Linked DNA regions of Mus musculus: region 2 is linked to region 1. A link is a loop called in an ENCODE intact Hi-C map of the cell type or tissue named here. Cell type or tissue: gastrocnemius. All regions are shown on one strand.

Region 1 (8,000 bases):
TCACAGGATCCACAATGCCCAATCCACAGCTACACCTTTGGATAGACAGAGATTGGAGCATCTCTGAGGCCACTGAGACTTGGGGTCCTGGGCCCAGCTACAACGGAAACAGACTGTGTATGCAGGGAACTCGGTGTTGTAGGAACCATGATCCTCCTAAGGAGGGAGAGAGTGGGACCCAGGGAGTTGGTTCTGTCCCTGGAGTGCATGACTTCATGAGTTCAATTTATTGATCTCGTTCTGTTAGGTTCAAAGTCTTACGGTCTCTGACTTCAAGGGCATTGCTGTTCCAGATCCACCTCCTGGTTGGATAAGATCCAAATAGTTCCCCTGGCTTCCTCTTCAGCCCAGTTCTCTGGCAGGAGGCAACTTTTCCCTTCTAAGAGAAGTAGGACTCAGCCTGGCCCTGGCTTCATCTACCTGCTGTCTTAGGTGGCAACAACAGAATTGTGATTCAGGTCCTGGACTTTGTCCTTGAACCCTGGAAGTGGGGATGTTCAGGTCTAGAGGGAAAAAAAGCTTGCTTTTGCTACAGTGGTTGGAATTTTCCAGAACTCTTGCTACTTCAGAACCTACTGGAAAGACTTTTCCACTTTATTATTTTTTAATTAAAAAATCTGCATTATTATTTATGTTGTGTACACAAGCTCTCGTGGACTCAGGTCGCCTCTCCCACTCACTGGTTTCCCTACTTTAAATCCCAAAGTCCTTCAAGAGTTTACTCACCTGAAGCTTTGATCCCAGGGTGTGTGGACCATTAGGCCTCAGGAGCAGAGTTGGGTGTCTGGGAACATGGGTGTCCTTGGGTAGGGGAGGGTCCCCAGGCCACATTTCCCCCTACAGGTCAAGCTAGAGGAGGCCAGCCGGGAAATGGAACTAGGAATGTCCCCTGATCTTCTCAGTCACCCTAAGGAAAACGGTCTGGCCTGCTGCTCAGCACAGGGAACTGTGGGAATTGCTATCCACCACATGGCCCTTGGTTAACATCACAATTTCCACGATAGAGCTGCTCTCTAATGGAGCCTGTCAACTCAGCTTAGGCCTCAGTGGCTCAGAGCACGCTGCCTGCAGCCCCAGGATGGGGGGTCCAAAGCATTAGCCCTGCCCAGTGCACTGCAGAATGTGAAGGGGATCCAGCACCTCTCAGGCCTGCCACCAGCTTATTTGGTAATGACTCCACACTGTCCCACAGTCGCCCAGCAGACAGGGTTGGGTGTTATAGAAGAGAGTCTTCCCAGGGGCCCCAGCACGGGTGCTGACCCTAGAGAGCTCTATCTTCTTCCTTGCTCACCAGGAGGCCCCTTTGACATCACTTAAGAATCTAAAGCAACTGTCCTTATTATCAACTTCAGGGGCTGTTAAGGAAATGGAGAAACTTGTGTCTGCAGTGTCAATCCTGAAAAGGGGGCGGGGTAGCTCCACTTCTGTTTCTCTGCACCACTGCCTAGGCTCTCCCCCAGCCTGCTGGGGCGAGATGCAGGAGGGGGATGACAGAGTTCCCATCCCTACCACTGCTGCCTCTCCAAGTGATGGATGGCTGTCTGCTCAGGCAGGGGAGTACCTGCCTACACAGCTCCCTCTATGGGTTCTCAGCCTCCCACACCCTGAGCTGGGGATTCTGCAAACAACGTTGGCCCTAAGTGCCAGGGAGTGTGTGGCTCAGGGCCATTTATGTCAGTTAGTCATCTGAGGTAGTGAGACCGTCCCTTTGGCTTTTATCCGATCCTGTGCTGGTCTTTACCCCTCTCTGTCTCTGGCTATGGGTTCTTCTTGAGTGTTTTTGTTTGACATAGTTTCACTGTCTAGGCTGACTTTGAACTTGGGTTAATTCTGCCTCAGTCTCTCAAGTGATGGGGTTACAGAGGTGCTCCAGCTCTTGAGTTCTTTACCACAAAGCCAAGGAGTCTTTTGTTCTCTACTCCTGGAGGCTCAGGAGACACCAGGACTCACTTGGGGTTTCTTAGGCTTCACTGGATAGAGAACAAACAGGCCACCCTGGGAGGAGACAGTGATGGAGGTTAGCACTGGACCAGCTTTTCCCTTAAGGGGAGCACACTGTAAAGTTCCATTAGTTCTAGTTTATTAGTTAATTGCAGGAATTGGATTCTATTTTGTCTTTCTTTTCTCCCTGAAATATTCTTAGTGAGTTAAAAAAAAAGATTTATTTATTTTATGCATATGAGTACACTGTCGCTGTCTTCAGACACACCAGAAGAGGGCATACGATCCCATTACAGATGGTTATGAGCCACCATGTGGTTGCTGATTTTTGAACTCAGGACCTCTGGAAGAGCAGTCAGTGCTCTTAACCACTGAGCCATCTTTCCAGGCCTTAGTGAATTTTTTTTATAGCTGGGAATTCTGAAATCAAAGCTTAGGGGCAGGGCCTGAGGACTATGGCGTGGAGTTGGGGCAGGAAGTGCCTCCTTTGGGAAAGGGATTTTGTTTTGCAGCGTGGCTCCGCGTTGTTCTAACAGAGGATCAGGGTTCAGTTCCCAGCACCCAGTCTTGTAGCTCACAATCATCCATAATCCTAGCTCCAGGGCACCCAACAGGCACATGTGGTACACATACATACATGCATACACATAAAGCGAAACAAATAAACAAATAATTAAAAGATAATAAAACATTCTACTTGCATTTCTTGGGCGCCTCACACATGCCAGAGACTGTGTTTTATGTCCCTTCATTTGTCTTCAGAGTGCCCCTATAGCACAGGTGTTGCTGATGTTCCCATTTCACAGAGGTGGAGACTGAGGGTCAGGTTGGCTCCTTAGCACTGTTAAGGTAATACAGCTGAAAAGGCACAGAGGCAGAAGTTAGCCCAAGTCCTCTGATTTCAAAGCTTTGGATATCAGCGCTTGGCTCTATGGCCACCAGAACCTGCTGTCATCCTGGGGCAAAAGCACGTGTCTGTGTTTGCAAGAGTTTCATAAATATTTGGTTTTGCTTCCTCCTTTCTCCCATCAAACAGAGAAAAATGGGAATGACAATATAACAGCAACAACCACCACCACTGCAGCAGCAGCAACAACAACAACAACAACAACAACAACAACAATGTAAGCCTCCGACTCCTCTGTGGGTCAGGCAGATCTGATAGGTTCCACCACTGGCTTCTGGAGGGAGCTATCACCTCACCCTGGGAGGACTTATGTGTAACTATCACCAATGCTTCAAGATTTCACACATTCACCACTAAGTCACCTGAGTGTCTCCCATAGGCTATCTCGACTGTTCTCAGTGTGACCTAGCTGGAGCTGGACAAATCTTAAGGCCTCCTCCCTTAGCACCCTCAAATGCTAGCCTTTCATCTCTGTGAGGACAGAGGGACCGCACCTTGGTGACTGAGCCCTGTGTGGGCTGCTCAGCTGAGCCAGCTGGGAGTTGGCCCAGAGCCATGGAGTGTGAGAAACTTTCAAATTTCAAAACCGCCCTGGGCCAATTTAATAAACTTCTGCCACCTCTATCCTCTCCACAGTTTTGAATTCTCAAATATTCACACACACGAGCACACCCCCATCTAAGATGTGCACAGAGAATGGAAGAATTTTGGAATGTTAATAATGCAGAATTTTACAGCCTAGCAAGGTGAATTCTCAAGGGGTAATGGTTAACATCTGCTTTCTCTTTTCCCAAGATAACAATGACGAAACCAATCCACACAGCAAGCGGGAGGGCAAGAGATAGGCCTCCCACCCCTCTGAAAGGGGCTAAGTTGTCCCCAGATCCAGCACTGGGAACAATAACCTTATCACTTGCATGTAGTAAGGTCCGCAGTACGGGGGGCGGGGGGGGGGGACGACACAAGCCACAGTCAGTTTCTCAGGGCACACCTTCCATGCTGCGAACAAGACCCTTTTCTTCCAGGGGGTCTAAAAGATGGCAAGAATCACTCTGCTTCTCCCTGTGCGACAATTCTTAGCAATCAGCATCAGAGTCGTGTTCCTGACGTGTCCTTTTCCAGCCACCCCCAGAAGCCGCAGGGTGCTTGTGTCAGAAGACAGCAAAGTCAGAGCTCCCTCTCCATTCTGGATACAGGCTCTGGAGCGCCTGGGGCTCTGAGCATGCCCTCTCTGCGGCTTTCTCTGCCTCCATAAACACAAGTGAGCCTCAGAAACCTCCGAACCTAGGTCAAGATCCAGACCTAGGGACAACTATCCTGATCCAGTGAGCAGGTTGCTGAGGACACAAAGTAGCTGGAGAAAGGAGTCCGTGGTTTAGAGCAATCAAGCTGGGATCCCAAAGCTCACATCTGGCAGCTCACAACCTCCTGAAATTTCGGATCCAGGCCCTCTGACGCCCTCTTCTGTCCTCTGTGGGCACACACACGTATGTACAAATAAAAAATAAAAATTTAAATTTAAAAAGTATCTAGAGCCCACGCTTGTTTTCTGATAGTTGTTTTACTCCCTTGTCCCCACCTCCTAGAGATGGAGGTGTCTGGCTATGTAGCCTAGGCTAGCCTCAAACTATGAGGCACAGGATAGCTTTGAATTTGAAATACTCCTCCGGCTTCAGTCGCCTACGTGCTGGGATTGCAGCTGTGAACCACCGCATCCAGCTCATTTTATCTCTTTTGAGCTTCTCGTTTTGTTGGAGAGAAAAATTCAGTGCCTTGGAACCAGTTGACTCGGAACATAATTTCTCAGCTGGTTCTTGCCCTCTGGGCTCACTTGAGGAGATGGTCTAGTCCTGGAGCATTACAGACATCCCTTTTCAGGGACTCTCCGGGTCAGTTTTATCAGTTTAAAAAAAAATGACCCAGAAGTTATTTTTAAAAATGAAGGGTGCCAACCTTGTGTTTGCAGCTATGCGGGGATTTTTTTTTCTTTTTCTTTCTTTTTTTTTTTATCACGCTTCCCCCTTTCTTTGGTTTTGCTGAAGCAAAGATTGAGGCGCCCATGTGGCGCATCGGCAGCTTCCTGAATCTCAGAGAAACGGGAAGGAATGGCCAGGCTACCCTGCTCAGATGAATTTGTGGATCTTGGAAACCCTGAACCAATGTTCAGGCTCCTCTCTCTTGCTTGCATAATGCAATTTAAATCCCTTGTTAATTTCCAGGTCGGGTTTCATTCATGAGGATAATCTTTAATTGATGTTAAATATAGGGATCAAGTGAAGCGCATTATTTCTTTTTTACAAAGTGCTAATTGTTCGTGTTCTCATAAATTATTTTCCCCTCTTGTGGCTTATGAAAGAACTTTGCAGCCAGTGCTTTTAACCTCATCGTATGAATATTATCCTGTAATCATCAGGTCGTTTAGATCCTTCCTGTGTGGATGAGACTCACGTCACCCTCCAGAGCAGCGAGGAGGCGAAAGGGGAGCTGCGGAGCGCGTGTACATATGGGTGGCTTGCAGACGCTAAAAATATTTATATCCAAACATTTTAAACTTTAAGCAGATCTTTTCAGCTGCTTCTGTTCCTGCAAAGACCCTTGAGAGTTTCAGCCCAAAATGACTCTTTTAATTGAATTTAAAAACATTGGTTTTTTTTGGAGGCAGACTCTCACTATGTAGCCCAGGTCGGCCTCAAACTCAGAATCTTCCTGACTCTGTCTTCCTGGTATTGGCATTGCAGATATGCAGTACCATGCCCATCTTTTAATGAATTGATTAATTAAATTAATTAATTAGCATGTATATATGTATGTATGTATTTAGTGCTTGTGACTTGTTTTAGTTTTAATTTCTTTTTTCTTTTGAGACGAGGTTTCCTTATGTAGCCCTGGCTGTCTTAGAACTTGCTTTGCAGACCAGGCTGGCCTCGAACTCTGAGATCTGTCTGCCTCTGCCTTCTGAGTGCTAGAGTTAAAGACATGCATCACCATCAGCCCCCAAATTTTAATTTTCACCCTCCCTCTCCAGGATCTGGAGCTCCTCTGCACAGTTAATAGCAGCCGGGACGTTTTCTCCTCCCTGTCTGTGACATTAATTATTGTAGTAAGTTCCATATAGATGAAAACTTGTACACTATTTCTCGTCTCTTTCTTTCTTTTCCTTTTCCCCTCCCTCCCTTCCTTTCTTCCTTCTTTCAACACAGAGTCTCACTATGCAGCTTTACACTCACTTTATAGACCAGGCTGGCCTCAAACTCACAGAGAACTGCCTGCCTCTGCCTATAGATTTCTAAAGGCATGCACCTGGCCACTTTCTCTTTTTGGAAGTGTTCCATGTAGCCCAGGCTGGCCTGGCGCTCACTGTGCAGCCAAGGATGACCTTGAACCCCTGGTCCTTCTTTCATCTCTGAGCACTATGCTAAGGAAAATAAACCAGTCTCAGAGTGACAAATACTGGCCACGAATCGACTGTGTGACTTTTCCTGGACAGATGTGAGCAAGTGTCTGTGTACCAGAGACAGGGCACAGGTAGTCAAAGAATCAGTTCTATCTAGGACTAGCTTGTAAACCAACACATTTATTTGCATTATGCTGTATACGTTTTTAATCTCTACCCGGTTTTTTTTTTTTTAACCACCTTTGACCCTTTAGTTCCTGGATAAAAGACACACACAGCCTTTATATTTAGAATAAGCCTCGAACAGCACAGAGTTGGACCTAGACCTACCCTCCATGCTATTAGAATCTGCTTCTCTATTGCTAACTTCGAGTTTTACTTACTCTGTTTCTTCTGGGCTGCTCTTAACTCCCATTGGGCAGCCCTCAGGACCATCTTCTTATGGCTCACGTAACCCATGACTAGCTGCTTCTTCCACTTCTCCAGCCTTCTTCTTCTTCTCCTCGTGGTTTTCTCCAACCCTAAGCCCTGGAAACTTAAACGCCGCCTATGTCTCTTCGGCCCAGCTATTGGCTGTTGGCATCTTTTTTTTTTTTTTTTTTTTTTTTTTCGAGACAGGGTTTCTCTGTGTAGCCCTGGCTGTCCTAGAACTCACTCAGTAGACCAGGTTGGCCTCGAACTCAGAAATCCGCCTGCCTCTGCCTCCCAAGTGCTGGGATTAAAGTCGTGCGCCACCATGCCCCGGCTTTTGGCATCTTTATTTACCAGTCAGAATAACTTGGGGGCAGGGTCACTTGAGGCTGTGCGCAGACCCCAGATCTTGGGGGTCGTACTTAGCATTACAATAGACAGTAAAAGACAAAACCTCAACTGGCTTACTTACAGGAACTGGGTGACTCAAAGCCTACCCCAGCATGGGGGAGAACCCCACACTGCATCCCCACAGCCCCCTCTCCAGCCTGCAGAGGCAAGTCTCCTCTCCCCCAGCAACTGTCTATTGCTTCTATAGGGAAGACATGAGTCTTGTAACTCTGTGCTTTCTGATTCTTGTTTCTGTGAGCTTCTCACGAGCCTTTCTCCTCTTTCTAGGAGGGAATGCTTCAACTGGAAGAAAAGAGCTACAGAACAATTAGTTGCACGAGTCTATAGTCTCAGGAAATGGAGAAGTTGAGGCAGGAGGATTGCTTGAACACAGGAATGGCAGAACAGCCTGGGCAACAGAAGGAGACTCCATCTCAAAGAAAGAGAGAAAATAAGGAAGGAATGGAGGAGGACGGGTAGCGGAGGGGAGGGACAGAGGGGAGAAGAGAGGGAGGGAAGGAGAGAGGAGGAGAGAGAAAAGGAGAATGAGAGAAAATAGGTCTGGGCTCTAGCTCAGTTGACAGAGTGCTTAGGTAGCATTCTTAGGTAGCTTAGGGACACAAAGCCCTGGTTTGGTCGTCAGCCCTGCATAAACCATGAAACCTCAATCCAGACCACATACTGTGCTTCATGCATGGATATAACCTATGTAAAAACAAGGAAGGGGATGTGATGCTTGTGAGATCCAAAGACATTGTGCTGTGCACGTGCAGGACCAGGTGGGTGTTGGAGGCAGTGATGCTGGGCAGGAGCAGAGAGGAGCCCATGGCAGGAACATCAGCAGCAGAGGTCTAGACAGGGAGGCAAGAGAGGACCGAGAAGGCCAGTGAATCAACTCATGCCAATGGAACAGACTGGTGGGGACCATCGCTACAAAGGATGTGAGACAGATCCCTT
Region 2 (8,000 bases), 160 kb after region 1:
CTGGAATTCCCCCTTATGCAAATGAGGCATCCCCAGCACCCTGGCCAATGGTGTACACTCATCATATATCCCCTATTCACCCCCAAAGGTTTAAAAAGCCTTTGTCCCCCCTAATTAAACTAGCTGTCTCACTGGAGCTGCCTCCTGAGAAATCTGTTTCTCCCTGTGCTCACGGCCACCTGAGGTCTCATCACCGCAACTGTCCTGTCATGTTCTCCCACTCAAACCAACCCCATTACAGGTTGGGGGAGCGGAGTGGGGATGACAAAGCCATTTCACAATAATTAATAATCAGATTGCATCACAATTGCTAAACAGTGTCAGTTGAAGGTTTGGTTCTGTTCTACAGCCAAACCCTGCACCCACACAAACACATCAGGTGGTGTGCACCTTGTTTTTCATGCCGATGAAAGATGAATCACGGTTAAATACTTGAAAGTACTGGTGTGGCTTGAGGAAAAGGTGAAGCCATTCTTCTGTGTATGCATGCATGTGCACGTGTGAGCATGGTCATGCGTGTATGCATGTATGCATGTGTACATGTGTGCATGTGTGTATGTGTGCATGTATGCATGAGTGTCTGTGCATGCATGTTCGAGTGTGAGTATGGGCATGCATGTATGCATGTATGCATGTGTACATGTGTGCATGTGTATATGTGCATGTATGCATGAGTGTGTGTGCATGCATGTTCATGTGTGAGTATGGGCATGCATATAGCATGCAGTTGGGTAGAGGTCAGAGAATAACCTTGGTGTCAGTCCTTCCATCTTCTTTGCATGAGGCCGAGTCTCTTCCTGCTGGCCATTGTATATGCCAGGCTAGCTGGCCCACAAGCTGCTAGAATTTGCCTGTCTTCGTCTACCATCTTGCCATAGATTTGCTAGAAGTACAGATGTTCATAACCACATCTGGTTTTATGAGGGTACCGGGGACCATAATTCTGGTCTTCAGGCCTATGTAGTAAGTGCTTTATCCTTTGAGCCACCTCCTCAGTCTTGTCCTACCCAGAGCCCTTGGCTCTTGGCCTTCCTTGGCTACTCTGCAGCTCAGCACAGCCACTAGAGGGTGAGAGGGAATGGGACCTAGTGATTAGCCAGAGCTATCCCATGACATCCCCTTCCTAGTCTGTAAGAAGTCATAGGACCAACGACTGAACATCCCAAGGGACCTTTAGGAGCCACCTGAGGCTTAAAACCAGCAGCAGTGGGTCATCTTGGTGTGCCGGAAACGCTGTAAGTGCCATCTGCTGAGCCAGGAAGTACATTTAGATCTTGTGGGATATAACGAACCACCCTAAATTAACACAATATACATATTTATTCCCTTCCATCTGCAGGTCAGACGTCTAAAATGGGTCTAAATTGTCTAGAATAAAGGTGTTGGCAGGGTTGAGTTCACTGTGGAGTTTGTGAGGGAGAATCTGTCGCTATCTTCCCTCTTCTAGAGGTTGCTTATCTTCCTTGGTTTTATGGCCTCTCCCTCCATCTTCAAAGCCAGCACAGTAGCAAGATGTGTACGTTCATGGCATATAGCACATCGCTTAATGAAGCAGCTACTGTAAACCTTAGTGCCGAGCAGATCATCCTAGCCATATGGCCAAGAGCACAGACTCCTAGAGAGAGGAGTGCCTTGTCGAGGTCATGCAGACCTAGCAGCTCATGAGCCATCAATGCCTTTCTCTTTGACACTCAAACAGATAGTACCCTAATTCTCAATGCACAAGATATTCTTGACCCTTGGGGTGACAATTCTCTCAACCCTGTTGGCTGGTGTTTAGAGGTTACGATACAAGAAAGAGTCCAAGCTTGGATCCTGTTAGGCTCAGCCTCTAATCATCATTTTAATTTGTACTAGTTAGCGACTGCTGTGTTATAAGACATGTCAACCAATAGACTATACATCGAAATATAAGGAGATTTATTGTAGACTTAGCTTGTGTGACGAAGTGCCACCATATTGCCACCAGCAAGCAGGAAAATTGAGGGAACATTTCAGTCCCAGTCTGAAGGTTTGCGAGACAGGGGATCACTAGGATATAACTTTGAGTCTGAAGAGGCCAAAACAAACACCATGGTGTCTGAAGGCAGAAGGCACCAGGCTCAGGAAGCGCAAGCAGAGATGAGAGTGTAGAGCCCTTACCTAGCACACATGAAGCCCTGGGGTTTGCTCTTTAAACCCTCAAATAAAAACAAAGCAAACAAACAAAACACAAAAGATTGAATGTGCCTTTCAACATAATCCCTCACCATATTGAATGGAACAATGCCTTCTCGCACTAGGGGAGACAGTCATCTTTACTCCATCCACTGATGCAGATACTATCTGAGAACAGCCTCAGAGATGACCAGAAACAGCATTTTACCAGATCTCTGGGCATCTCTTTGCCCAGTCAAGTTGACACAGAAAACTAATGATTGTGCTACTTCCAAATCTAGCAGTTCACTTAGTGACAGCTTCAAGTTTTTCATTACCCTGCAGGTGGCTGAAAGGTTCTGTTGACAGACACTGAGCATCTGATCTTAGTTGGATCCATTTACATGTCTGTGTGCCTGTGGCTACCTAATGAGTCAGCTGCAAGTGGCCGGCCTACCTGAACTGGGACAAAATGCTTTCTTTGTTCAATGCTGCCTCTTACTGTCCAGCAGGCAAGCCTGGGCTAGTTTCCACAGGGAACAGATGCCCTATAGCAATGGTTCTCAACCTGTGGGTCACAACAACCTGTTTAAGGTTCCAATGACCCTTTCACAGGGGTCACATATCAGATATCCTGTATATCTGATATTTACATTATGATTCATAACAGTAGCAAAATTACAGTTATGAAATAGCAACTAAAATAATTTTATGGCCAGGCAATATTGGTGCATGCCTTTAATCTTAGTACTTTGGAGGCAGAGGCAGGCATATTTATATGAGGCCAACCTGATCCACAGAGTGAGTTCCAGGACAGCCAGGGCTACATAGAGAAACCCTGTCTCAAAAAATTATCTAATATAATATAATGTGCAACATAATTGTTATTATTACTGTTAATTTTATATTATTATTATTAATTTTATTAGTATTAATTTAATTTATTAGAGGGCTGCAGCATTAGGAAGATGGAGAACCACTGGGCTAAAGTGTCTCCCACACTCCAGCCATCCTGTTCATGATTCCCATTGTGGAGAAGCAGTCTCAAGTCTCTTAAATAGTTGGATCAGCCTCCTGAGGGTTGGTAGAAGCACATGTGCCCAGAACAAGTGCATGTCACTTTTGCGGGATCCTGTTGGCCACAGTGAGTCAAGACTGAATTCAAGTGGCATAAAAGTGTCTCTTTTTCTTTTTCTTTTTCTTTTTCTTTTTCTTTTTCTTTTTTTCTTTTCCTCTTCCTCTGCCTCTTCTTCTTCTTCGTTTGTTTTGTTTGTTTGTCTGTTTGTTTGTTTGTTTTTCGAGACAGGGTTTCTCTGTGCAGTCCTGACTGTCCTGTAACTCACTTTGTAGACCAGGCTGGCTTCGAACTCTGAAATCCACCTGCCTCTGCCTCCCAAGTGCTGGGATTACAGGCGTGCGCCACTACAGCCTGGCCAGTGTCTCTGCTTCTTTATGGGGATTTTCCAAGGTCCCTTTGCAAAGTAGGTGGACGATGGAAGGACCAGAAGTGGTTAGCTCTGTGGTTAACGAACCACACATGTTTCTTAATTCCTATGCTCCTCAGTTTCCTCCTTATTCCTAATAACACCTCCTCAAGAAATTAGGATTAAAGGATTTAAAATATGCATAGCGATAGCACCTGCCCAGTGCTTCGTAATGATAGCAGTTGTATTTTCTGCCATCACTGCTGTTATATATGACTATTACTACTATTACAATGATAATTTTATGTCACTATTCTTACTATTATTGCATGTATCTGTTTTCCAATTGCTATAACTAAATACCCAACTCTGAAGAATTTACAAAGAGAAGAGCTTTATTCAGCTCATCATTTTGGAGGTTGAAAGTCCAGGCATGTCTATTGGCCCAGCATCTGTCGAGGGTCCCCTTGACTGTCACATCAGGGTGAGCATCGTCATGGTGGGTGGGTGTGAGAGACAGTGAGATCACACTTCAAGACATAAAGCCGGAGAGGAATTCAAGTGTCAGGGGTTGTGATGGCTATACTCAACTGTCAGCTTGACTCTATCTGGAATGAACTACAATCCAGAAATGGAGGGCACACCTGTGGTCCAGATCTTGAGGCTGTAAGAAACAGACTTCTGATCTGGATCTTGAAGCACACTGGCTATAAAAAACTTAGGCCCAGGCAAGGTGATACATGCCTTTAATCCCAGGAGAGAGAGGCAAGTAGAGCTTTGAGTTCAAGGTCAGCCTAGGACAGTGCAAGTTCCAAGAACAGTTTAGGTCCAGGTGTGGTGGTATACACCTTTAATCTGGGCCACACCTTCTACTGGAGGCCTACATAAGAACAATAGAAGAAGGAAGACTTCCTTCTTCTTTGCCTGCTTGTACTTACTTGCCAGCACATCTGCTGGAAACTATTTCTTCTTCAGGATTCCAGCTTATACAGAAGACCAGCTGAAACACTCAGCCTCGTGGGACTGAGCGACTACTAGATTCTTGAACTTCCCATCCACAGCTGCCCATCGGTGGGTTAGTTGGACTGGAGACTGTAAGCTATCCCAATAATTTCCCTTACTATATCAAGAGACATTCCATAAGGTCTGCCTTTAGAGAACCCTGGCTAATACATTCTTTAGAATAGTTCATTCACTCAGTAAGACCAACATCAAGTGACTCCCAGGGCAGCTCTCCCATCGTCCCCCTCTGAGCCCCACTGAAGACTGAGCTTCAAGCCCTTGAACCTTGCAGGACACGTTCAGACCATACAAGAGCCACAGCATGAGACGGATGCTGTGCTGTGGTGAACTTGGGGTTGCTGGGGGAAGGAACAAGACCAAAGCACATAGATTTCCAGTCATTGAGCCCCAGCCTCCGTTTTCTCCATTTCATAAGCAGGTGGATGTTGTTCAAGACAAATACAAAAGCGCTTGGAGAGGGTGTGGGATTTGAACCCAGAGCACCTGCATCTGAGTTATTAGTGCTTCATCCTGTTAGCCTCGAGACCTGGACAAATGCCTTTGCCTGTCTGTGTCTCTGCCTCTTTATCTATAAAGTGAAGCTTCGCGTACCTATTTCCTAAGTCTGCTGTGGGAGATGAATCCATTGATCAAGGTGAAAAGGGAGCTTTTAAGTAGGAAAGTTCTGGGCAAATATTAGTTATTCTAATCAGTGCCTTCCTTTCCGTCGTTTGCACTTCTGACCTCAAAAGCGGGTCTCAGGATGACGGACCTTTCAGAAGATGATGGACATCTCTTGGCTCTCTGGTTATCTGCTAGCAGGAAACTTACTTTAACTCTTGTGATTTTTTTCTAACAGTTATCGAAGCTTAAAAGTTTCATAAAAGGGGAGACAAATTCCAAATGCTCAACCCTCTAAAATCATAAGGAATGACTCACGGGGTCACCCACGTCCCTGGAACAGAGTGGCTTCTCTTTTATTGCTATTAAGTAGGATTTAGCTCTATTTTATTAAGGCAATTTTTACAGTCATGTGAGAGGTTAATGCATTTCGCACATAATCCATTCCTAACTCACTAAATGCTGAACCCATTAAAGACCGGCTGCTTAGGGCTGGATTTCAAGGTAGAGCCGCATATGGGTGGTGTCAGATGACTGACTGAAGACATTCAAGGATTTGGAGGTAGTTTTTCCTCTTCAAAATTAGACATGGTCCTCTGTGCGTGTGTGTGCGCACATGTGGGCATGCGTGCTTGTGTGTGTGTGTGTGTGTGTGTGTGTGTGTGTGTGTGTGTGTGTGTGTGTGTGTGCTCGCCCATGCAGGAGTCCGTGCACCAGGCTGCCCAGTGAGCCCCAGGGATTAGACTGTCTCTGCCCCCATACTAGGATTCTAAGTTTATACCACCATGCTTGGCTTTGTTTACATGGACTGAACTTAGCAAATAGTTTACTAACAGCCATTTCCCCATTCTTAAAACGTGCTCTTAAATGAGAAAATAACAGAACTTCAACCTGGCAAAAATATTTAGGTGCTGGAGGTAGGTTCTGATGGAAATCCATGGAGTGATGTCTGGGTGATTAAACTGGAGAATACTCACAAGAACCTTCCAACTGTCTCCAGTCCCCACTTCCAGTAAGTCTCCTTCTACCGTATCTCCACATCCCAGGACCCGAGTCAGAGTCACAGAGTCGCAGAGTCGCATGTGCCAGGAGTCATGCTTTGCTGATGTTGTTGTTTTGTTTTGTTTTCTGGGATAAGGTCTCTCCACATAGTCCTGGATGTCCTTGAACTCAGTATGTTGACCAAGTTGGCCTTGAACTCAGAGAGATCTGCCTGCCTTTGGTTTAAGTCAGCATTAGTGAGATGGGGAACATTTAGCAAACTATCCCTTTTCATGTCTATATATATATATATATATATAAGCATATACACATATTCATTTAGTGTCACTCTATGTATATAATCTCCTTTTTAAAGATGTTCTCTGAGCCTTAGGTGCAGGAGCTGTGTTGTAGATGTATCAGCAGGGGCTGGGCATCTCACCATCACTTGCTTTGCATCTTTTGACCTCTTTTTTTTTTTTTTTTGCTTTTCTGTAATGGTCTCTATAGATTGCAAAGGGAAGTATCTTTGATGAAGAGTGAGAGTCACCCTTATCTGTGTGTACATGTAGAATACAGCTGGGAATGATGCTGCTTTACTAAAGCGATGGTGGCAGGGTCTCCTTTAAGTCCCATGACCTCACTAGCTGGGTTTCTACTACAAGGCATGATTTCCTTCTTGTTGAGCGAGTCTTAAGTCCAATTAGAGAGCTGTTGGTCACTGACAAGGTATGACAAGGCGCTGCACCCTCAGGGTCACCATGCCAATGTGGTTGCCATTGTGGTCCATAAGCATTACAGTTGGGTAGAACTATTGGTTCTATGAAAGTTAGCTCTCAGGGAGGAGACCATTGGCTCAGATCCGGCTCAGGCCCTCTGGCTCTTAGGTCTCATGCACTCCCTTTTCATGTCAAGTGGTAGCCTGGCATATAGATTTACCAGAAGGGTTTACCCAATGCAAGGGCATCTTGACAGGGCATCAGAAGCCAAAGTCACACAATGCAACAAACCTCACAAACGAGATTTATTAGGGAGAGGAACAGAACGGTGACTGCCTCTGACCTGGAACAGAGACAGTAGAGGGTTGGGTGGAGGGGTGGCCTTTTATAGTTTTTTGGAGCACATTTAGTGAGCTAGTGGAAAGTGTGTTGCCTGGCCATTAATGCTGAGTCATAGAGGTGGAGATTTCCAAGTCTCAGGGATTCCAGGTCAAGCTAAGGGTAATGTATTTTTCCCTTGGTCCTGATCTCTGGCTTGGGGTCAAGTCAGGGGCCAAGTGTTCTTTCCCTGGTCCCTTTTCTCTACATTTACACAGTGTGTTTATTCACCCCTGGGTGCATACTGGGGTCGTTTTCCAGCTAGCTTATTTTGTGTAGTTTGTTTGTTTGTTTGTTTGTGCCATGCTGGGCTGGCAAATGCCAAGCCAGTGCTGCCGCTGGATGACAACCCAACACTTTACTTACTAGTTTTCCAAAAAGTCTGCTACAAGCACCTGTTACACATGTTTATGAAGGTGCAGTTTTATTTTTCTTGGGTAAAAGGCTCAACACTGTACCAATTGCTCTCCTAACGAAGCATCGTTTTTGCACTCCCCTGAGTAGCATGGGAAGGCTGCTTCCAGTGGTCCTGCATTTCTACCATTCCAGTGTGTCCGTAGTGTCTCGGTTTAACCTGCTTTTAACGGGTACAGACACTGATGTCTTGTGCTTACTGAGAGCAAAATTCTCGTGGTGGAATCATGGGATCAGGGAGGGACCAACTTTGAGATGGCAACCATGTTCTTGAGATAGCTTCTTGTCATCATTCCAGCTGAAGTCACGAGATAGAAGTAACGGG

The links. A loop is a pair of places that touch in the nucleus more often than their neighbours do. Peaks named below come from ENCODE experiments on the same cell type or tissue, not always from the same donor. Only the 100,000 strongest peaks of a DNase experiment are listed, where the experiment ranks them.
Region 2: it touches region 1 in a loop (2.2-fold over the local background); 13 of 42 quality-filtered maps call a loop at or near these places.

Annotation. Positions count from the first base shown.
Region 1 is chr4:123,957,789-123,965,788 of GRCm38, forward strand. No RefSeq gene overlaps it. Among named protein-coding and RNA genes, the nearest start is that of Rragc, 44 kb to the left of the region's middle. In gastrocnemius, no CTCF peak of the experiment used is centred here; a DNase peak (open chromatin) is centred at 3,383.
Region 2 is chr4:124,120,800-124,128,799 of GRCm38, forward strand. No RefSeq gene overlaps it. Among named protein-coding and RNA genes, the nearest start is that of Gm40241, 71 kb to the left of the region's middle. In gastrocnemius, no CTCF peak of the experiment used is centred here; no DNase peak of the experiment used is centred here.